Linked DNA regions of Homo sapiens: all the other regions are linked to region 2. The links are chromatin loops, found by intact Hi-C in ENCODE. Cell type or tissue: mammary epithelial cell. All regions are shown on one strand. Links, peaks and the distances in the headings refer to the core of each region. The heading gives the core; the rest is flanking DNA. Region 1 overlaps CCDC3 (coiled-coil domain containing 3). Region 2 overlaps CAMK1D (calcium/calmodulin dependent protein kinase ID). Region 3 has its middle 43 kb from the start of OPTN.

What was found. Peaks named below come from ENCODE experiments on the same cell type or tissue, not always from the same donor. Only the 100,000 strongest peaks of a DNase experiment are listed, where the experiment ranks them.
Region 1: it touches region 2 in a loop (7-fold over the local background); 3 of 110 quality-filtered maps call a loop at or near these places.
Region 3: a loop joins it to region 2, with 13 times the contacts of the local background. A loop is called at or near these places in 15 of 110 quality-filtered maps.

Annotation. Positions count from the first base shown.
Region 1 is chr10:12,970,932-12,978,617 of GRCh38, forward strand. The region is part of intron 2 of CCDC3 (coiled-coil domain containing 3); the gene reads right to left. Among named protein-coding and RNA genes, the nearest start is that of CCDC3, 27 kb to the right of the region's middle. In mammary epithelial cell, for the core only: a CTCF peak has its summit at 4,458 (motif pointing left); no DNase peak of the experiment used is centred there.
Region 2 is chr10:12,715,196-12,722,881 of GRCh38, forward strand. All of the region lies in intron 3 of CAMK1D (calcium/calmodulin dependent protein kinase ID), which reads left to right. Among named protein-coding and RNA genes, the nearest start is that of MIR548Q, 6.3 kb to the right of the region's middle. In mammary epithelial cell, for the core only: a CTCF peak has its summit at 3,299 (motif pointing right); DNase peaks (open chromatin) are centred at 2,996, 4,346 and 5,356; H3K27ac peaks cover 1,735 bases.
Region 3 is chr10:13,053,674-13,060,915 of GRCh38, forward strand. It overlaps a transcript of CCDC3 not described here and the pseudogene RPL5P25. Among named protein-coding and RNA genes, the nearest start is that of OPTN, 43 kb to the right of the region's middle. In mammary epithelial cell, for the core only: a CTCF peak has its summit at 2,989 (motif pointing left); no DNase peak of the experiment used is centred there.

The DNA of each region.
Region 1 (7,686 bases), core at 1,643-6,642, 260 kb after region 2:
AACTATAAAGCACTTCGCAAAGTTTGGCCTATCATTAAACCCTTCTACTTCTCAACGTTCATTTTTTAAATCTGGAATCTATCTACTTACTGATGTAATGTCAAGGCTTAAATATAAAGGTCTACAGAGTTACAGAATTTTGAAGGGAAGAAAAGCCTTATACCGTTAATGTGAATCAGATCCCAAGCTGTCCACTGTCCACAGAGTGCTGCCTCCCTCCCTGTCCCCAGGGACTCATGAGCTATATTTACACCATGGAGTGTAACCCTAAGTAGCTGGCGTGAGCAGGAAAGGGGCCATCGTGGGCAGCTGAACCAATGCCTGGGGCATCGTGCGCAGCTGAAACAATGCCTGGGCAGAACATGCATGTGGCTTCTATCCTTTCGGAAAGGAATGAGGACATTTGCTTGCCTTAACAGGTCCTGCAGATTGGCCACAAATTGGTCTTTGAGAACCTTAGATCTCTCACTCAGAGCACAGCTTCTCACTGTAGCCCACCGCAGATGGAGATGCAGAAAAGAAGGAACCCACACTCTAGGTCCTAAATGGCCTCCTTGCCAGATCCAGTGTCCTCCTGGCATCCTGAATGTCAGCTCCTGGCACTGCTACCCTATTGTCCCCAGCAGCCTCTGTGCCTGGGTCCCGCCATGCCACAACCCCTGCTCTCCCGCCCGTGTTGTAACAGCTCCTTTGCTGTCTGCTGGACTGAGGTGTGTTCCCTCTTCTGGTCCCACCAGTGCCCAAGCCCCGAAGTTTTTATTTGTTTGTTTTCGAGACAGAGTCTTGTACTGTTGCCCAGGCTGGAGTGCAGTGGCGCAATCTCAGCTCACTGCAACCTCCGCCTCCCAGGTTCAAGCGATTCTCCTTGCCTCAGCCTCCCAAGTCGCTGGAATTACAGGTGCCTGCCACCATGCCCGGCTAATTTTTTTGTATTTTTAGTAGAGACAGGGTTTCACTACGTTGGCCAGGCTGGTCTCAAACTCCTGACCTCGTGATCTGACCACCTCAGCCTCCCAAAGTGCTGCGATTACAGGTGTGAGCCACCATGCCCAGCCCGAAGTTTTTGTCTTTACCCTCTGCTCTCTCCTGCCTCTCCTAATGCTGCCTTATGGCTTCAACTATCACCTCCTGTGCTGGGAGCCTGGACTTCTCTCCACCTAGCACACTGCTGCGTGCAGGACAGTAACTCACTATCAAACCACCACCTCATGCCATACACAATCCAACCAAGCTCACGCACCCACACATGCCCTTAAACTCAACCCCACTCTCCACCCTCACTGGTTCCTGTGAGTTTCTTCATGTTTTCACCACATTTACAACCAAGCAGCCTCCAGCTTCCTCTTCCCCTCACCCCCAACTTCCAAAGCCACCTGGAGACTCATCCCTGCCATAGCCCCAGGCACACCCTTGGGCTTCTGCCTCAGTTTCCAGCCTGGCACTCTGGGTTTCCTGCTGGATCTGAATCCTGCCCTCAACCACATCCCATTCTGTGCTGGAGCTCTGACACCCTCCTACTACCTACCAAGTCCCCTTCACCCTGTCCCAAAGTCACCTAGAAACTCCAAGTCATATTCCAGAAGCTTTTAAAATGAGAAATTGGGCCAGGCACGATGGCATATGCCTGTAATACCAGCACTTTGGGAGGCCAAAGGCAGGCAAATCACCTGAGGTTAGGAGTTCAAGACCAGCCTGACCAACATGGTGAAACCCCGTCTCTACTAAAAATTCAAAACTTAGCTCAGCGTGGTGGTGGGTACCTGTAACCCCAGCTACTCAGGAGGCTGAGACATGAGAATCTCTTGAACCCGGGAGGCAGAGGTTGCAGTGAGCCGAGATCACACCACCGCACTCCAGCCTGGGTAAAAGAATGAGACTCTGTCTCAAAAATAAATAAAATAAAATAAAATAAGGAATGGCATAAACCAGTTTGGTGTGGTTTCTCATTCAGGAGAACTGCAGTGATGTAGTAGAAAGAACTCCAACTTTGAATCCAGACAGGCACGGTTTGAATCCCATGGCTGCAGCTCGTGACCAGGCAGCCTTCTCCTTTAAGCCTGTTTCCTCATCTGCAAAATGAGGGAGATGTCCCCTTGCTTTTGAAACTGTTGTAAGGAATAGAAAATAAGGACAATGTGGCAGCTACCATTGACTGTGCCCTTACTACGTGCCAGGTGCTCTGCTGGGGACCAGGAAAAGACAGATAAATAAGCCCAAGGCTTATTTCATTTAAGACCTGAGGGCTCTACTGTCAAAAAGTAGTCTGATGGATTACAGGGGAAGGGAGTCACAATGAGACCTTCTCTAAAGGATGCAAGAACACAATATCACAGCATGGTGCAGGGCCCTGCACCCAGCCACGTGTCCCAGGTCCTGGGCCCGAGGACAGCGGCCCAGCCCACCAGTTAAGTCACAGCTGAATGGAGGGGGAGGAGGCTCTCCAGAGAGACTAACCAATGGGGGAAGGCCTGAGCAATGGAAATGGGTCAAAAGTCAGGCAACAGACTGGCCTCATCCCTGAATTCCTCAAGGAGCTCCCTTGGGGAATGCCACTGGTCCTTGCCGGTCTGTTCAGGAAAATGTAGGAGGAGCCAACCATGTTCTTCCTACGTGGAAGTCTCCCCTAAAAGGTCATACGCAGTGATTACTGGGTGGGTTCCCAGCACAACCCTGTCCATGATAAGGTGTCAGTTTCCTTTTACTCACTGTACTCGTTACCCAACTTCTACTGGACTTGGGCTTCCAGGTAAACCTGACCCAGGTTTTATATCCCCACGGCCTTACTTGGGCTTCCAGGTAAACCTGACCCAGGTTTTATAACTCCACGGCCTTACTTGGTCTTCCAGGTAAACCTGACCCAGGTTTTATATCCCCACAGCCTCTTGCATGACCCTGGCTTTTCTTGCCACACAAGTAGTGTGATGTGGTTTTTTAAAATAAAGCATTTGAGAAGGCATTAGGAGACCTGGAATTTTTTTTCTAATCACAAACAATCTCCGACTTTGACTGGGTCACTGACTTCCCTATCCTCACCAATCAAATGGGGAAAATGGCACCTATGGTTGTGAAGATCCAACAGCAAGAGAAGTACAAGCACTCCAAGAACCAGGCAGCATTCCAGAAAGGCCTAGAGGTTCCAGAAAGGTCAAAGGTCACAGTCTATAGCCCCTTTCATGGTGGGAAATATGGGGTGATGGACCCAGCATTCTGAAATCTGCAATAACCTAGGCAACATAATGAAATTTGCTGGATAGGAAAAGCCTGCCGGGTACGGCGAGAAAAACTCATCACATGCAGAAGACAGAGCCAGATGTGCGAACTTCCTGCCTGGAGTTTCCATCTAGGAGGGGGCCGCTTTCTGAACCTGGCCAAGTCGTCATCAACAGAGCATAGGCACGGGGCAGCCTGGTGCAGGCCAGAGGTTTCCGCTGTCCTGCTGGCAGGGACTGACCTTATCCCTGTCCTGTTTTGCTCCCACCCTGTTTTCACAGTTGTTATCTCCAGGAGCAGAGGATGGGGCTGACTGCGGGTTGACTGTGATATTTAAGTGATATCAATTATATGGAGTTTAGAAATTGTACGTGTGTCTGTTCTATCCACCTAAACTCAGCCTCCTTTCAGCCTTCTGAAGGCAGGGGATGTGTGGGGTAGGTGCTGGGAAGCAGAGGTGTGGAGCACAGGACTGACTGAATTCAAGTTCTGAGTCACCATGGGGCCGAGGGCTGAGCCCACAGCCAGGAAGACCCAGGCTGGGCTGTATCCTCCCCGGCCAACATGACACCCCCGGATCATTCATTCTTCCTTGGGTCTTCTTAGAGCACATCCACTGCCAAATTCTTGAATCCCAGCCACAGACAAAGGTTTCATCACCAGATTTGGATCGCCTTTGGATTTCATGGCAGCACAGTCTCCCCAGTGATATATTCCTCTGGTTTCATCGTTGAACGTTACTAATATTTTTTGAGAACCCACTATGCATTAGAGACTCACAGTACCTGGTGTTTTCTACACATACACATTCCTAACCCCTGCGAGGTAGGAATTATGCCCACCTCACATGTCACGTGACAAATAAAGACTCAGAAACACTGAGGTTAGGAGATTTCGAGATGCTGAAACAGCTGGCAAAGCCAGGAGTCTCGTCCATGCCAAACTCACGCCGCTCTAGTCACTAGGTAGGGTTTTCTGGCTGGTTCCATTCTAGGTTTAAATTAGTGTTGTGGGCTCAGATCCTCCTTCACAAGCTCTTCCCAAGACCCTGACCCGGCTCCTTGCTCTAACAAATGTCTTCTGTGTAGGGTCTTTGACGCCTCTGCCCATTTCACAACACTGAGCGAGGAGGTGCTCAGTCCTCCCTCCACCCAGACACCCCCACTGCCCTCCCATGGAAACAAACCAAGATTCATTTGGAGTTTTGAAGAGGCAGGAACCTTCCAGAGTTCTGCTCAGCCCTAACTCCACCTGCTGGCCATTCATTCCACCTTAGAAAGGAGTAAGAACAAGATCAGTTTCGGCAGCCTCTTAAGAGGAAACAAATCCACTAACTCAACTCACCCCTGGCTGTTTGTCAATGAGAGGAAGGATGGGCAAATCAATGCTGAACCACCCCTGCTCCGGTTCCAGGACTTGCAAGCCTCCCTTTGTGCAGGTGGCCAAGGCTGCAGCAGGGACTCTGGACAGAAAGTGGCCCACCTGCTGAGAATTAGGTGGGCTGGTCCTGCTAACAGTCATTTTTCTGTTGCCAGCACCCTGTGTCACATGAAGAGGTAGCCCTGGCACTTGAAAGAGTCAGGCACAGAGTGTTCATATAACCAGCAACTTTCACAGAAAGGTCTCAAAGCATCTCACTCCTACTGTCCTTGAACCATGTCAGCAAGGGTGACAGAATGAGCCCAATCCCAAATTGCAGGTGTAAAATTTCATCTCCCCTGGTTTCAGTGAGTTGAAATGAGCCAGGCTGCAAATTCAGGACACAGCCCAGCCAAGACCCTGGCTCCAAGACACACTCTTCTACACTGCATTGTACTCTCTTGAAGGCAGGAGATGCAAATCCCTGCAGAGGTGGGGTTTCTGCTATTTGCCTGTAAGCCCTATGTCTCTCCTGATCGGACCCACACATTGGAGCGATGCCATCTCTACCAGCTCACACCCTTGCTCACTCATCCCAGAGTGACAATCCCAGGCTGGGCTGAGACACAACCTCTGTGTGTCTCTAGAGACCCGGCCTTGGCCCTATTTCCCCTAAGATGGGTGGGCAGAGAGCTAGGCATGGGCAGCAGGGAAGGGCAACCTGCAGTCAGGAAATGAGCATGTAGCTGAGTAAACAAAGGCGTTTTAGGACCTGGTGGTTGAGCATTCATTCGTTCATTCATTCATTCACTCACACACAGAGCATCTACTGAGCAATTACTACTGTGCTTTAGGCCCCAGGCTACAAAGATGAAGATGAAATGGTCCCTAATTTCCAACAGCATCTGGTACAATGGAGAAAGGTGTGTGTATTGGGGGTGGGGGCAGAGGGCTGAGGAGCTGGGTGGCCAGGAATTCTCTGGCAGACACCTCCATCACACAAAGCTGAATCATCAAGGTGAGAATCCACAGCCACAAGGGAAGGTATCTTAGAGAATTGACTTTTCTCATCTGATCCATGAACCTACTTTCACACACGGTATCGTTACACAAATGGATAAAAACAGATGTGCAGGCCTCTAAATAGGCCCTGTCCAATATGCAGAATAATTTAATTCTTGCTGAAAATCCAGTAAGACTTGGGGAGAGGAATAAATCAGTGAAGCACAGGGGATTCTTGGGGCAGTGAAGTGGCTCTGTCCGATACTACAGTGGTGGGTACCTGTCATTACACATTTGTCTACACCCATAGAATGTACAATACCAAGAGTGAACCCTAAACTATGAAGTCTGGGTGTTTAATGTGTCAGTGTAAATTTAAATCTATTTTTTATAAACCAAACAATAGCACTAGATTATGGTATTGACAGAAGGAGTGGGCTCCCCAGTCCAAAGCTCAGAATGGTGTCCCCCACTCGAAAGTGTCTGTCAGGCCGAGTGCAGTGGCTCACGCCTGTAATCCCAGCACTTTGGGAGGCCAAGGTGGGCAGATCACTTGAGGTCAGGAGTTTGAGACCAACCTCACCAACATGGTGAAACCCCATCTCTACCAAAAAACAGAAAAATTAGCTGGGCATGGTGGCGAGTGCCTGTAACCCCAGCTACTCGAGAGGCTGAGGCAGGAGAATCGCTTGAACCTGGGAGGCAGAGGTTGCTGTGAGCTGAAGTTGCGCCACTGCATTCCATCCTGGGCAACAGAGCGAGACCTTGTCTCAAAAAAAAGGAAAAGAAAGGAAAGGAAAGGGGAAAGGAAAGGAAAGGAAGAAAAAGAAAAGAAAGAAAAGAAAGTGTCGTGTCTTTAAGAGAGTAAGCAGTGCCCTCTAAATTTTCTCTTGGTGTCCTTAAGTGCCTGTGGACACCACTGTCCATAAACTTCTCAAAGGAAGAGAACAAACCCCCGACCCCATAAAAGCTATTAATAGTAGCTGATTGCAAAGTTAACAACTGTAGCATCTAAAGTCAATTTCCTTGGACAGATCTCTCCAGAAGCATAAACCCCAGGCATGAGAGAAACATATTTGCAACATGGAGTGGGGAGGGGCTGAAGAAATAACCCTCACAGAGCCTTTCAATTAATTACTGCTTCTTACAACATAAAATCCAGGCTCACAGGACCTTTCCAACAGACTTTAGAAGCAGTTTTCAAACCATAGGAAAGATTTATTGCCAACTTCATCAACCATGCTAAGATTTCATCATTAACAGATGCATATCAAGTTCCTATTGTTCATGAAAAGAATTGCATTTAAAAGGTAAGAATCATGTTCATTAGCAGTTTCAGATAAATACTCATAAAAGACATCCCTGGGATCCACATAGGTTGAATCTTCCTCCAGAACAGGACAAAGGACCAGAACTCAGGCCCGGGCTTGTGCGTGGATGGCGTACAGATGGTGTCAATGATGTGGTTTAAGGGACCACATGTATCGCTTGGGAAAGAAAAGCCATTTTCCACACTCTTTTTTTTTTTTTTCTTGAGATGGAATTTCACTCTGTCATCCAGGCTGGAGTGCAGTGACACAATCTTGGCTCACTGCAACCTCCGCCTCCCAGGTTCAAGTGATTCTCCTGCCTTAGCCTCCCAAGTAGCTGGGACTATAGGCATGTGCCACCACACCTGGCTAAGTTTTTTGTATTTAGTAGAGAGGGGGTTTCACCATGTTGGTCAGGCTGGTCTCAAACTCCTGACCTCAGGTGATCCACACGCCTCAGCCTCCCAAAGTGCTGGGACTACAGGCATGCGCCACCGCACCTGGCCATATTTTCCACACTCTTGAAGCGCCTGTTCCAATCACATTTTCAGGTTAAGAGATGAAAACTTTCAAATGTACATGTTCACAGAAATGTGCTACTACCCTCCTTTTACACTTTAACTCGAATTATCCGATGGAATCGGCTTTGACTGTTTAGCAGAACCTTGGGGTTACATGACACGGTCAAGGGAGTATTCAGGAAGCAGAAGAAATCTGCGGGTCCTGGAGAATGGAACCAGAGAGAGAGAGAGAGAGAGAGATAAGGCCAGAGAAAGCAGAAAGGCAGGAGGCCAACCTGGGGTCT
Region 2 (7,686 bases), core at 1,315-6,314:
CTTGATGATATATTTCCCCATGCCTATAGCTTTTTGCTTTTCATTCTTTTATAACTAAATCTGAACATTGGCCTACCTAGATTCCAGTGAGCACCCAATTGGTCACTTCTGTTCTGTGTGATCATTTCCATCTTTGTCTCTTCTCAAATGCATGACTACTGCGATATCTTCATTTCTTATCACTAGCTGCTTCAGGTGCATTTTATCATTTTCCTCTTTTAAAATAAATAATAGGAAAATGCCCCAAATATTCAACAAACAGTTGAACAAATACTGCTCTGTAGATGGATACAGCCATTCTGTGCAAACTTAACTTTTGGCTTGAAGTGATTGGCACAATACAAGGCTCAAATTATTTGTGGGAAAATCTAGCTTTTGCATACAAAACGTGATGTCACCTTTTATGTTATGTGATATAACATAGTATGCTATGTTTTCAAAAGTTAAATAGACAAAAGTTAGGGAAGTTGATAACCACAATCAGATTATACTTGGATCTCGGGGGGAGAAGTGTGGGATGGCATTTGCCTTTTTTTTTTTTTTTTTAGATGAAGTCTCTCTCTCGCCCAGGCTGGAGTGCAGTGGTGCAATCTCGGCTCATTGCAGCCTCCGCCTCCCGGGTTCAAGCCTCAGCCTCCCAAGTAGCTGGGATTACAGGTGCGCGCCACGATGCCTAGCTAATTTCTGTATTTTTAGTAGAGACAGGGTTTCACCATGTTGGCCAGGCTGGTCTCAAACTCCTAACCTCAAGTGATCCACCCGCCCCAGCCTCCCACAAGTGCTAGGATTACAGGTGTGAGCCACTGCGCCCGGCCCATTTTGCTTATTTTAATAAATTCAGTAAATAGTTATTGAGTGCTTGCTGTGCGTCAGGCTCAGTGCTAAGCATCTATCGTCAAGTTCTAGGAAGGGGGAGAATGAGGGGACACCTTCCTGGCGCCTCTATGATACCGCCTCGCACTTTATCTCTCTGAAGTGGTTTTGAAATCCCTTAGACCAGGGACTCTCAGCCTTGGCGCTGTTGACATCTGGGGCTGGAGAATTCTTTGCTGCAGAGGATGTCTTGTGTATTGTAGGATGTTTATCAGCACCCCTGGCTTCCACCCACTAGATGCCAGTAGCATCCCCGGTCTCCAAACATTGTCATATGTCCCCTGCGGGACAGAATCACCCCAGCTTGAGAACCATTGCATCAGACCCTCCGGCTTTCTTGACTTTGCCAGAAAAATTTGCACTGGGCCTGCCTACTGTTCCGTCTAGTGTTGTACGTGTTGAGCCAATTTGTTCAAAAGCCTCAGAGTGGTGCATGGGAGACAGAGGGGCTCTGAGAATGAAAATGCATTTGGTTCATAGCAATAAGTATGTGCCGTGTCATGAGAACTTCTCACACCTAGTGTTTTGCACACCCAGCACCCTGCACCTTCTTTGCCCCATTTCCATCCCCCGAGATGAAGGCTACGACTGCGTCATGTGAATTGGAACAATTCAACTAAATTAACAGTATGGCATCATGCAGAGAGTGGGCCTGGAACACTGGCTGAATTTTTTTTAACTATATTTCTGGAATTGAACTGGTATCTTGACCCAGTGTGCATGCTTAGCGTGGTGTTCACTGCAATTCGTGATGGGAGTAGAGGCCAGGCTGGTACCATCACCCGCGGCCTGGCTGTCGGGACTCTCTTACTAGAGCAAGGAGGGGAGCAAGGGAAAGCGTGAACTGGCAGCACCAGATCCTGTGAGCAATGCTTCTACCCAGATAAATCAGGGTATATGTATTCACAGAGGATACACTGTGATATTTTCTCATTTTAAATGTATTGGTCAGTGTTAAAAACAGAATGCCATTACTTGAGGAGTAGTCCAGTGATAATGTACATTTCAGTCTTTTATTACATTTGGTTTAAAGTATTATTCAGCAGACATAATATCTTTTTAAAAAGCAGTCTTTGTATTGGTTTTGTAAGTAATTTTAAAAATTACATTTTGATTTTCAACATTTACTCCAATTTTTTGGTACATGTTTATAGCCAAGTTATGCTTTCACAGTGAACTATAAGGGAAATAATGAGGAACTCTTAACTGCTTGTTCCTCTTGGTTGCCAGTAAAATCAGTATAATTAGGCTTTCATGAAAGCCACCGGATAGTCCTTATAAAAAAATAATCACCACCATTCCCAGTAATATATTCACTGCCAGGCAGCTTGGAGTAATGGAGACATTGGAAGAAAAATAGGCGAAGTTATTGTTAGCAGAACTGCCTCTTACTCAAGGCCACTATCTGAAGTTTGGAAGTGGTCTTTTCTCCTTCCTGATGAGAACAATACATGTACATTTTTCTCCACGAAAAAAAGATTTTGACCAGCCCAGGCAACATAGACCTCTTCTCTACAAAAGTAAAAAAAAAAAATAGCCAGGTTTACTGGTGCATGCCTGTGGTCTTAGCTACTCAGGAGGCTGAGGTGAGAGTATCACTTAAGGCCAGGAGTTCGAGACCAGCCTGGATAACATAGAGAGGCTTTGTCTCTACAAAAAATTGAAAAAAAAAAAAAAAAGCTGGATGTGGTGGTGCACACCTGTAGTCCCAGCTACTTGGGAGGCTGAAGTGGGAGGATTGCTTGAGCCCAGGAGTTTGAGGCTACAGTGAGCCACGATTGCATCACTGCACTCCAGCCTGGGCAACAGAGTGAGACCCTGTCAAAAAAAAAAAAAAAAGAAAAAAAAAAGATGCAAAGAAAGAAATTTCAGCATTGAAAGATATAGATACTATACTGAAATCATTAACTAGTGCAGTGTGTCATTATAGACCTGAAAGGGCATATTTCATACTAAATTATTTTTATTCACAATGCTTAGGAGTTGAAATTTTCTTTTTCTAAGTAGGAGCTTCTCTTCTACCATTCTTTTCTGACCCCTTACAAAGTAAGGGCAGGATCCAAAGCTCGTCAAACCCGTGTGTCATTTCAGCAAGCCGTTGACTCATGTTTTTTGGATCGATTTCTAGTTTTGTAATGATTGGGTTGTCTCATGTTAAAACATGCAGTCTTGAAATAGGGTTCGAAAGACAACTTTTAATGATTCACAGACACTATTTGGTTTCTTTTAAGCAGGTAGAAAAAATACCAGAATTACCACTCACCTTGAATTTTGGCTTGATTTGTCTAAATTGCAATATTTGATTTTTATACAGCATAAGAAAGTTTCTCGTCAACTCTGGTGTATCTTACGCCATTTGCTTCAGTGACGGTACCCACAAGGTGGGAATCTTATGGCTAAAAGGATTTTAATTAGTAGACACTCAAGCCACCAGATGGCTCCCTTAGGTTTAAAAATCTCCACCTGGGGGAAATAAATGGACTTTTCCCGAGTAAATTTAGAATAATGCCCTAAACTTGTAATGTGAGCAGGTCTTCAGAGTTTCGAGCTGAAGTTACAGGTTTAGAGTTGTCCGTTGGAGGTTTTTGTTTCTTCGTTTAATGATTTAAAAACAGGTTATGATACAAGATCTTCAAAATGGTTTTACCACATGCATCATGACTTAGAATCTTCGTTGGCTCTTTTGGTTTTTTTCATTCAAAGTTGAAATGCCTCACCTCTTCTTTCTTTTTCTCTCTACTAACCATTTTCTACTGAGCACACCGTACCTTATCAGTCTCATAACTGGGCCACCTAACTCTCCCTAAGACAGCACTAGGAGTTGACACCCAGAGAATCTGTAAGTCATGTACTGCTCATCTAACGAACAGTCCCTGCTAGCCTTGCCTGCTTCTTTTGCATAGACCCCACTCTTGGGCACTTCCACATCTGCTAAGTCCACTGAAACCCAGTGGGGTAGATTCATCTCATCAAAAAGAAATAGAGACAAGGTACGACAATTACACGATTTTTGACCGAAGGTTCTCATGGGAAGTTCCCCATTAAAATTGTTATAGAGGCCGGGCACAGTGCTCACATCTGTAATCCCAGCACTTTGGGAGGCTGAGGCGGGTGGATCACCTGAGGTCAGGAGTTCGAGACCAGCCTGGCCAACATGATGAAACCCCGTCTCTACTAAAAAGACAAAAAGTAACCAGGCGTGATGGTGCATGCCTGTAATCCCAGCTACTTGGGAGGCTGAGGCAGGAGGATCACTTGAACCTAAGAGGTGGAGGTTGCAGTGAGCCGAGATCACACCAACTGCACTCCAGCCTGGGCAACAGAGTGAGACTGTGCCTCAGGAAAAAAAAAAAGAAAAGAAAAAAGAAAACTGTAAAAAGAATTTCCCTCATTTCATGAATGCACCACCCTAGGTCTCTTGTATCAAGAGAAATCTGGGAGGAAACACTTTCCTGGCGCCTGTGGGCAGGGGTGAGGCAGGAAGGAGTGAGTAGGCTGGATTGAGCAATCTTCAACAGAATCCTGTTTCACTTTTTAGGGTTAGAGCCACTTTGCACTAACCTTTCCACTGACAGAACCACTCACTAGGAAACTGAAGGAACTCAGGAAGAACCCAGTGCCAGCACTGAACCACTGCGTCCCTGCCACTCTTACTCCTCCTCCTTCAGGGAGCACTTTTTACCTGGCAAGGCTGTTTCACAGTTATCCCAGGATGAAACCTATGGATAACACTCTTTTAGCAGGTGTAGAGACTAGAAAATAATTGCTCATCGCATCCCAGCCTTTAGATTCCAGTCCTCTGGGAAGTGTGGTTGAGAAGGGGACAGTTGCGAGCAATCCAGCTCGAGTTTTAGCACACAGAAGAATTACCTGAGGGTATCACTAAAGCAAAGGTTGCTGGGCCCTGCCTTCTGAGATGCTGATTCAGTGGGTCTGGGTAGGAAAGGAGGCATGAATTTGCATCTAGAACAAGCTCCCATGTGATACCAAGGACTGGTCCAAGGACAACCCTTTGAGTAGCAAGACCTTTAAGAACATGCTTCTAATACCCAGCTGTTGTCACCTGGAAGGAGGGATGCCTTTGGAGGTGAACAACAGAGCCACTCAAACGCTTTTCCATCTGAACCACAGAGGACTGGATGTCACTCAGGACTCATGACTTGAATTAGGGTATAAAAGAACCCAGCCTGGTCCGTCTGCAGAATTCCTAGCGAAGAGTCACTCTTGGGGTATCAGTGAGAGAAGAGGCTGGGCATCAGAGCATCATGGAGACAATGTGCCTCTTGGTCTTAGGCCTTCATTTACAGATGATTTTAGACAGTCCCATTAAAGACACAGTTCCCTTGAACTTCACAGACATGCTGAGTGATGACAAACCTTGGCAGGTCTGTGACCAGTTTCTTCCAACAAGTTACTTCTAGGCATTCCTACTAATCTTTCAACCCACTCATTGCTTAAGGGTAATAAGATCTAGAGATGACGTGGTAGATAAGACTGTTGACACATTCTCTAATCTTAGCTAAGCAAACAGAGACTCATTGTCCCAAGCCAGTGGCTGGCACAGTGCCCTGAATGTCTTAACAGAGTTTGACAGGGAAATAGGAGCCCTTCAACCCTTTTTTGAGATTGAAACTACAAGAGTGAGAAGATTATTTTTCCCTCTCGAATGGCCCCGAAGAATCAATAAGGATTCAAGGGTTTTCCTCTCCACGGTAAGGAGATTGTTCTTGGCAAGTTATGCTGAGAAGCCTGTTGTGTGCCTTGTCCTCCCTCAGTCATTTCAGCCTTAGAATTGAATTAACTGCAGGCCCAAGGACATAAATGAACCACGTGAGTCATTTTTCAAAAGTGAACGACAGGGCACCTGTCTTCTGGAATTGGTGAATCCATTCAGCGGAGACTCTTGACAAGGCTTTGTGTGAGATGATATAAATAGGCCCTGACCTGCAGGGCTTTTGTTGTCTTTGGGTGAGATAGAGACATTTGTACACAAATAATCACAAACTGGCTAAACTGTGCCACGTGATTAGCAAACATGCGCATGCCCAATCAGCGAGATCTTCACGGTCAAGGGGCTAATGTCTAGAGAAGCTTGGACGTACAGAATAGCGTGGCCGTTAGTCTTATATCCTGTCGTGGTTCCCCACACATTTCAATTACTCGATAAGTAATTCGAGACCAGTCACAGGCTTTTTTCTCACTTAATGGACAGCCTTGATGAGGGCTAGCAATTTCTTCACTTCTTGTTCCAAATATAACCAACTTATAAAAACACCTTCTGGAACTCCATACAGGGAAGAATAGGATTTAATCACAGGAAATGTATCGGCGGGCTGTGCATTACTCAATTTAGCACTGTTGGGAGCAGATCAAAATCTGGGATCCATGGTATTAGATGGCTCCAAGCTTCAAAATTTTGTGTTCTTTCACTGGCTACCATCCACCATCCATCCATCCATCCATCCATCCATCCATCTATCCATCCATCCAAAAAATATTTACTGAGCAGCTACTAGGTGCCAGGGCCTTTGTAGGCATCAGGAATATAGTAGTGAACAAAATAGACAAGGACCCTGTGCTCACAGAGCTTATTACCTAGCAGAGGGTAACCCGTAGTAACAGGTACACACATGCATGAACTAGGTGCCTCCAGATAGTAGTCATTAGGCCACATGGCTCGATGGGAAATGACTAGGGGGAGATTAGGGTTGTGTGGACCAGTGCCTCCTTTGATAGACAAGCACTGGTTACGGACATGGCCCTAGACTCCAGGTGTCAGAATTACCACTGTAGACCTAATGTCTATAACAGAGGTTTTAGACAGTAGGAGTTTTTAACAGTAGGAGTTACTGAAACCCCTCGCTGCCTTCTAAGTGCAGCAGGCTCTATAACAAGAGGGGGCTCTGTTTCCCTAAGTGAGGTAGCTTTCTGAGGTCCCTTTTATAAGGGCGTTAATCCCATTCACAATGGCTCCACCCTCATGACCTAATCACCTCCACAGGCCCCCCATTCCTAACACCATCACCTTGGGTGTTAGGATTTCAGTATATGCATTTTGGGAGACAGTCCATGGTAGACTTTAAGATAACTCCAGGCTGGGCGCGGTGGCTCACGCCTGTAATCCCAGCACTTTGGGAGGCTGAGGCGGGCGGATCACGAAGTCTGGAGATCGAGACCATCCCGGGGATAACACAGTGAAACCCCATCTCTACTAAAAATACAAAACAATTAGCCGGGCTTGGTGGTGGGTGCCTGTAGTCCCAGCTACTAGGGAGGCTGAGGCAGGAGAATGGTGTGAACCCAGGAGGCAGAGCTTGCAATGAGCCAAGATTGTGCCACTGCACCTCCAGCCTGGGCAACAAAGTGAGACTCCGCCTCAAAAAAAAAAAAAAAAAAAAAAAAAAAAAGATAACTCCAAAGAATTTGAAAAGTAGTGTAAGTTACAAAGTTATCCCCTAGAAGTTATAGAAATTTGCCCTTCAGCATCCTCATCTGTAAGTGGAGAAAATGATACTTCATAGAGAAGTTATGAGGAATTCTTAGCCAAACACTGGGCACACAATAGCCATTTGGCAAATGTTGGTTTCTTCCCCTCCGGCCTACCAAAGGATCTGGACGAGGTCAGTTCAAAGGTCCTTACCATTTAAACTTGAAGCTATAAGATTAAAATCCCTGTCCTAACAGAGTTTCTAGCATTAAGGCGGAAACAGAAATGTAAGGCATGGCCCTGATCACTAAAAAGGATGTGATCTATTGGGAACTACTTGGAACAAGAGTGAGAAGTAGAAGAGAGTAAAGAGTCAGGAAATGTGA
Region 3 (7,242 bases), core at 1-5,000, 340 kb after region 2:
GGGCACATTTGTTTCATTTGTCACTTAAAACCTGAGCCTGATGCTCCATTTGTACACTGCTCACCCCAAAATGGACGAGCTGCCTCGTTTGATCCTGATAAGCCATGTGGGCAGGGGTGAAGGTACACAGCCCATAGTGTCATCTGGCACCATGTGGCACAGAGCATCACAAGGCAGTAGTGAGCCATGCACGTTAAGAATGAGGAAACTCTTGTAATCGCAGCACTTTGTCAGGCTGAGGTGGGTGGATCACTTGAGGTCAGGAGTTCAAGACCAGCCTGGCCAACATGGCAAAAGCCCATCTCTACTAAAAAATACAAAAATTAGCTGGCATGGTGGTGCATGCCTGTAATCCCAGCTACTCGGGAGGCTGAGACAGGGGAATTGCTTAAACCCAGGAGGGGCAGGTTGCAGTGAGCCGAGATAGGGCCGCTGCACTCTGGCCTGGGTGACAGAGAGAGAGAGAGAGAGACTCTGTATCAAAAAAAAAAAAAAAAAAAGAGGAAACTTGGCAAGGGGCACACCTCACCTGGTCTGCCTCCTCTCAGCCCAGCTATTGCAAACAATCTGCATTCCCTCCAATCACCTCATCAGGCCACTCCGGGCTGCCTTTGTACTTGAGCTGCCTCTGCCTGAACTGGTTTTGCTCCTCCTCTGCAATCCCCTCAGCTACTCATCCTATCCTACTCATCTTCCCAACTCAGCTTAAGCTTTTCAAAGTGGATTGCTTCCATTTTTTTTGTCCCCCACTCAGTAGCAATTCCAAAAACTCGCTGTTTGTTTGCATTTCTGTCTCCCTCTGCTTGGCTACGAGCTCCATGATGGCAGGAATTGCATCTCGATGATCTTTGGGTACCCCCTGGCCTAACAGACTCAGTCATAGGTGTCAAAAGAAAAAGAAAGTTCAGGACCTTTCAAACTCATTATGCCGAGGGGAAAAGTTAAGCCCTGGAACCCGAGTCAGGTAACATGGCTCTCTCCTCTCCCCTCCTCTCTGCTCCTCTCTTTTTTGAGCCAGAATTTCCCTCTTGTTGCCCAGGCTGGAGGGCAGTGGTGTGATCTCTGCTCATTGCAACCTCTGCCTCCTGGTTCAAATGATTCTCTTGCTTCGGCCTCCCAAGTAGCTGGGATTACAGGTAACCCTCACTACGCGTGGCTAATTTTTGTATTTTTAGTAGAGATGCGGTTTCACCATGTTGGCCAGGCTGGTCTCAACCTCCTGACCTCAGGTGATTGACCCGCCTTGGCCTCCTAAAGTGCTGGGATTACAGGCGTGAGCCACTGCACCCAGCCAAGGAGTTATTATTTCTTATGATTCTGAGGGTGCACTGACCTCAGATCAACAGCTCTGCCCCATGTGGTGTGGATTGTGGTTATGCAGGCAGCTGCAAACAAGTGGAGTTCAGCTGGGGCCCAAACATCATGAAGACTTACTTAATGCCAAGCAGGTGGTGCTGGCCTTTGGCCTCTGGGTTCTCTCCATCAAGGCCTCTCTTCCTCCACAGGGTACAGGGACTTCCTCTCTGCAAGGCAACAGGATTTCAAGAGAGTGGAAGCTGCCTACGCCCAGAACTGGCACAGCACCATTTCAGCTGCATTCTGTTAGCAAAAGCAAGTCACATTCAAGCCCAGATTCAAGGGTGTGGGGAACAGAATCCACTTCTTTTTTTTTTTTGTAGACAGGGTCTCACTCTGTCACCCAGGCTGGAGTGCAGAGGTATGATCATAGCTCACTGCAGCTTCAGACTCCTGGGCTCAAAGTGATCTCATCTCAGCCTCCTGAGTAGCTGGGACTACAGGCATGCACCACCATACCTGGTTAATTAAAAAAAAAATTGTAGAGACAGGGCTATGTTGCCTAGGCTGGTCTCAAATTGCTGGGCTGAAGCAATCCTCCTGCCTCAGCCTCCCAAAGTGCTGAGATTACAGGCAGAATCCACCTCTTGATGCAAGAGAAACGTGTGTACAGGGAGGTGAGAAATTGTTGGTGGCTAGCTTTAAAGACACTCTTCCAACATGAATAGTTCTTATTACGGTACCTTTATCTTCACTGAAGGATTTAATTCATTCCAAAATGCTTGGCAAATTCCTGGTTACCTGCTTTACTCATAAACAAATTTGACCACATGCTACAGTCTCTCTTTTTCCTAAGCTACTGTGCTTTCTCCTTGCTAGCTGCCTGCCTTTGAGTCTGCAGATCAAGTCCTTTGCCTGCTAAAACAATTGGAGTGGGGAGGTCTTTACAACCCCTTTTGACAGGGAACCTGTTTGGAGTCTCATATGGAGAAAGAAATCCCTATTGTGCAGAAACATGGATACTTCCTATGAAATATTTTCTACAGGAATATCACATAGGACATTAGGGTTTCATCAGTTAATCTGTGTATCAGTTGTGGTAGGGAAATTACTGCAAAAAAATTTCAATGGCTTCACACATTACAGTTTAATTCTAAACTTGTGTAACAGCCCAACGTAGATCCAAGTCAATGCAGGGACTTTGCTCCATGCAGTCATTCAGGGACCCAAGGTGGTCGCAATTCCACCATCTTCAGCCCATGACCTCCAAGGTCAATTTGGGCACTGACATCAGCTAGTGGAGGGCAAAGAGCGTGTGAGTTTACAGATGGGGCCTAGAAATGGCGCACAACCTCTTGCATTTTATTGGCCACAACTTGGACATACGGCCAAATCTAACTCTGTTGGAAACTGAGAAATGTAGTCCAGCTGTGTGCACAGGAAGGAGAGGAAGCAAGTTCGTGATGGACTAGCAGTCTAAGCCCACTCGTCCGGAACCACATACATTACACACATATTGACAGTGTTACTTGTGCCTGTTAGCACACAGATCACACTCAAGCCTGGGAAGAGGAGGGCGAGTGCCTCAAGAAAATTATAGGAGTGTTTAGCAGGAAGATTGAATGCATTTCCCCCAACTTTCCCTGGAAACAGACAGCATCTTTCCAGACTTGGACACAGTGCCATCTGCTGCTCAGAATAAAAAGCAGGGAGGTGGACTGGGTTATGGTTGGGCCTGGGGTCAGAGTAACCAGGTTAGAAGAATCAGAACTTAGTACTCTAGAATTTTCATCGGTTTGGTAACCATAGGAGATTAGAGGAAATTCATGCAGCAGCCACTTCCATTTAACAGACACCAAACAAAAATTGTGAGGAGGAAGGGAGAGGAGTTGTATGGTTGGTTTTAGCTTTCTGTGGAATTAATTAATTAAGGCAGCTGAGTATCATGGAAGGCAAGACTGGAGTCAAAAGACCTGGGTCCTAGGCCCCACTTTGCCATTATCTGGGCTGCAGTTTCCTTAGTTCTAAAATGAGGGGACAGGCCCGGCACAGTAGCTCTTGCATGTAATCCCAGCACTTTGGAGAGCCGAGGCGGGAGGATTGCTTGAGCCCAGGAGTTTGAGACCAGCCTGGGCAACAACAGCAAGACCCCATCTCTATCAAAAATTTTTTTAAATAGCCAGGTGTGGTGGCATTTACCTGTAATCCCAGCTACTCAGGGGGCTGAGGCAGGAGGATTGCTTGAACCCAGGAGTTGAGGTTGAGTGAGCTATGGTGGTACCACTGCACTCCAGCCTGGGTGACAGAGAGAGACCTTGTCTTAAAAAAAACAATAAAAATTTTAAAATAATGAGGGGACAAGAAGACTTTTCATGATTCCTTCCAGCTGGGAGCTCCAACCCAGTTCCATAGTCATATGGGACCATTTTCAAGATGGCAAGTGAAGCCACATAAACACATCGGATCCCTCAGGGACAGTGTTTCTTCTTTTGTTTTCTTAAAAAAAAAAATCTAAATCCATATGTTATAATTTCCACATCAGAATCATCTATTACTTGCTTTTTTTCTTTTCTGTCAATAAGTTTATTGTCTTTATCTGAAAAATCCTCATAGAAAATTGTTTGGTTTGACCGGGCGCGGGGGCTCACACCTGTAATCCCAGCACTTTGGAAGGCCAAGGCAGACAGACCACAAGGTCAGGAGTTCAAGACCAGCCTGGCCAATATAGTGAAACCCCATCTCTACTAAAAATACAAAAAATTAGCTGGGCGTGGTGGTGGGTGCCTGTAAATCCCAGCTACTCAGGAGGCTGAGGTAGGAGAATCACTTGAACCCAGGGAGGCGGAGGTTGCAGTGAGCTGAGATCCCGCCATGGTACTCCAGCCCAGATGACAGTGCGAGACTCTGTCTCAAAAAAAAGTTAAAACCTTCTTTCTTGGGCTTCTTTTCATAGACTGGATTCTCTCATATAGCAGCATGAGCTTTCTTGTGTATCTCCTCCATCATGTCTGGAGTTACATTGTTCTTTATATATTGAAAGAACTGTTTCTTGTAAGCATCTTCATCTTCCTCCATTAAGTAGCACATGTAATCTGCAACATTCTGGCCCCTGATGTGCTTCTGGTGTACTTCTGCAATAAATTCCTTGTTTTCAGAATCATAACCAGGGAATCATTTGGTATTGCGAGGGATAGACAAGCCTCCATCCACAGCTCCCTTCAGGGTGCCAAAAACTTGATTGCCAGCGGTAGTTCTGGCAAGGCCTGCATCCAAATAGCAGGTAAAGGCACCTGGCTGACCATCAATGCTTTCCACATCGTATTCATCGCCAGTCACCTTCACTTGGCCTTCATAGATCTTGTCCATGCCAAACCTACTGAGAATCCTGTGGGTCAGCAGCAGTCCAGGACAATACGCTGCAGCGTAATTTGTCAGGCCAACCTTCACACCGTATTTTGGCAGTTCGTGTGCATATGCTGCGCAGACTATCATATCCCCCTCAATATGGCCTAAGCAATCTGACAAATGATATCTCTGTTCGTTACACAAACTATCATCCTGTATTTGGGTGTGCTGTATTTATTTTTATCCTGCATCACCAAGCGTTTCTGGGCATAGTAATCCGTTTTACCCTCTCGTCGTCTTCTAAACGTCACTTGGTATCTCTTCAAGTTGGCCTTATTTTTAACAACTTTAACAAACCCCACCCTGTGGAACAGAGACCTGCATCTGTGGCTCGACAGAGACCTGCAGGCCTATTACTTGCAGTTAAAGAAAAGTAAATATGTATGAATTTTTAAATTAACAAGCAGGACTTGTTGTTTGGAGGTGGATGATGAGGGAAGAGAGTTTCTAGCTTGGCACAGCTGGGTGGCTGAGGAAGTCCCGCAGCTAATTAATAGCCATTATCATTCATACACTACGGCGCATCCATATGACTCAGGCATATTCTAATTGCTTCACATACACTATCTCAATTTTCATAACAACTCCTGTGGAGAGTACTATTAGTGGCCCATTTTACAGAAAAAAACAAAACACAGGAAATACTGATGGAAGGACAGATGAGAAACAGGGAGGAAGGGAGTGTGGCAGACAAACTGTCCACCAAAGTTTGGTGTTGTGCTCCCTCCCATACCGTAGACTTATTGCTGGCATACGCACACTTCGTAAGGGTGATGCTAAAATTTAGATATGCCCTTCTGCATCCTCTTTTCTGTTCCCTTCTCCTGTCCGGGTGACGCCAAGGCAACCTTGGAAGCCACCTATGGAAGATGGCAGAGTCTTCAGTCTGGACCTTTGAACAACTTTGCGGAGCGGACCTCTCATGCCCCCATTTCACCTCCTGCCTCCTGCCCTAGAACACCTACTTTGGATATGAGATGAGAAGTAAGTTTTTACTGGTTAAGCATTAAAATTTGGGAGTATCTTTGTTACAGCAACAATATTGAGTGAACATCTTGCTACATCTAATTAAAACGGGATGGGAGGTAAAGACAATAAATGAAATATTGGACATGTTGAATTTGAAATCTTGCAGGACAACCAAACGGGAAAGGCCTAGAAGGTAGACAGCGAGAGATGGGGCGGAGATGAACAGAGTCATCGTTAACACCCAAATTCACAGTGTGGACTTGCTCCTGAATAAATCACAGAGAGAAAGGAAAAATTACTGAAGGTTTTTTTTCTGCCATTTCACTTCATGGCTATGTGCTCTAAACTGACCACGAAATGGGAGGTGTGAATCTGCTGTTCCTCCGATGGCCTCATTTCTCTTGTGCATTCTCACATTGTGAACTCTCTGAGTAAAATCCCAACCTTTAAAAAAACATTGTTTTGGCCGGGCGCGGTGGCTCACGCTTGTAATCCCAGCACTTTGGGAGGCCGAGGAGGGCGGATCATGAGGTCAGGAGATGAGACCATCCTGGCCAACATGGTGAAACCCCCTCTCTACTAAAAATACGAAACTTAGCCGGGCGTGATGGCGGGCTGTAATCCCAGCTACTTGGGAGGCTGAGGCAGGAGAATCACTTGAACCAGGGAGTCAGAGGTTGCAGTGAGCCAAGACTGCACCACTGCACTCCAGCCTGACAACAGAGTGAGACTCCATCTCAAAAACAAAAACAAAAAACATTGTTTTTCTACATAATGGCTCCAAATCTGAGCCAGCTGTTTCATCAGAAACAAAACAAAACAAAACAAACAAATCTCATAGTGAGAAAATGCTATTTTTACCTCGGCCTCAGACCTTGGAACTCAACCCCATGGAAGACGTGACCTTGCTGTGCGTGTCTGGGAATTCGTGCTTTCAAGATGGCGTCTGAATTCAGGGAAGGGGATTGGCTCTCTTGGGAAAACTGCACAGAGTAAGAAGAGGAGAGGACCAAAGATGCACCCTCAGGGAGCGCCAGCATTTGGGATGTGGGCTGGAGAGGAGTTGCGTATAAAGGCCAAGGAGCAGAAGTCATCAGAGAGGTGGGAGGGATATCAGGAGTAACAAGAGTCCCCAAGGCCAAAGGAAAACAGAATGCCAAAGAGTATCTTTGTAAACAACAGACAGGGTCTCACTCTGTTGCCCAAGCTGGAGTGCACTGATGCAATCATGCTTCACTGCAGCCTCAAACTCCTGGGCTCAAGCAATCCTCCTGCCTCAGCCTCCCAAGTAGCTGGGACCACAGATGCACATCACCAAACCAGGCTAATTTTTAAATTTTTTGTAGAGACAGGGGTCTTGCTATGTTGCCCAGGCTGGTTTCTAACTCTTGGCCTCAAGCAGTCCTCCCTCTTCGGCCTCCCAAAGTGCTAGGATTACAGGTGTGAGCCACCACACCTAGGGTTCAAATTTTGTTTCTAAAGGCTGAAAAAAAGGGGTTACTGGATTTGACAATAAAAATATCATTTGTGAGTTTTATAATAGCAATCTCAACGGAGGTGTTGATATAAAAA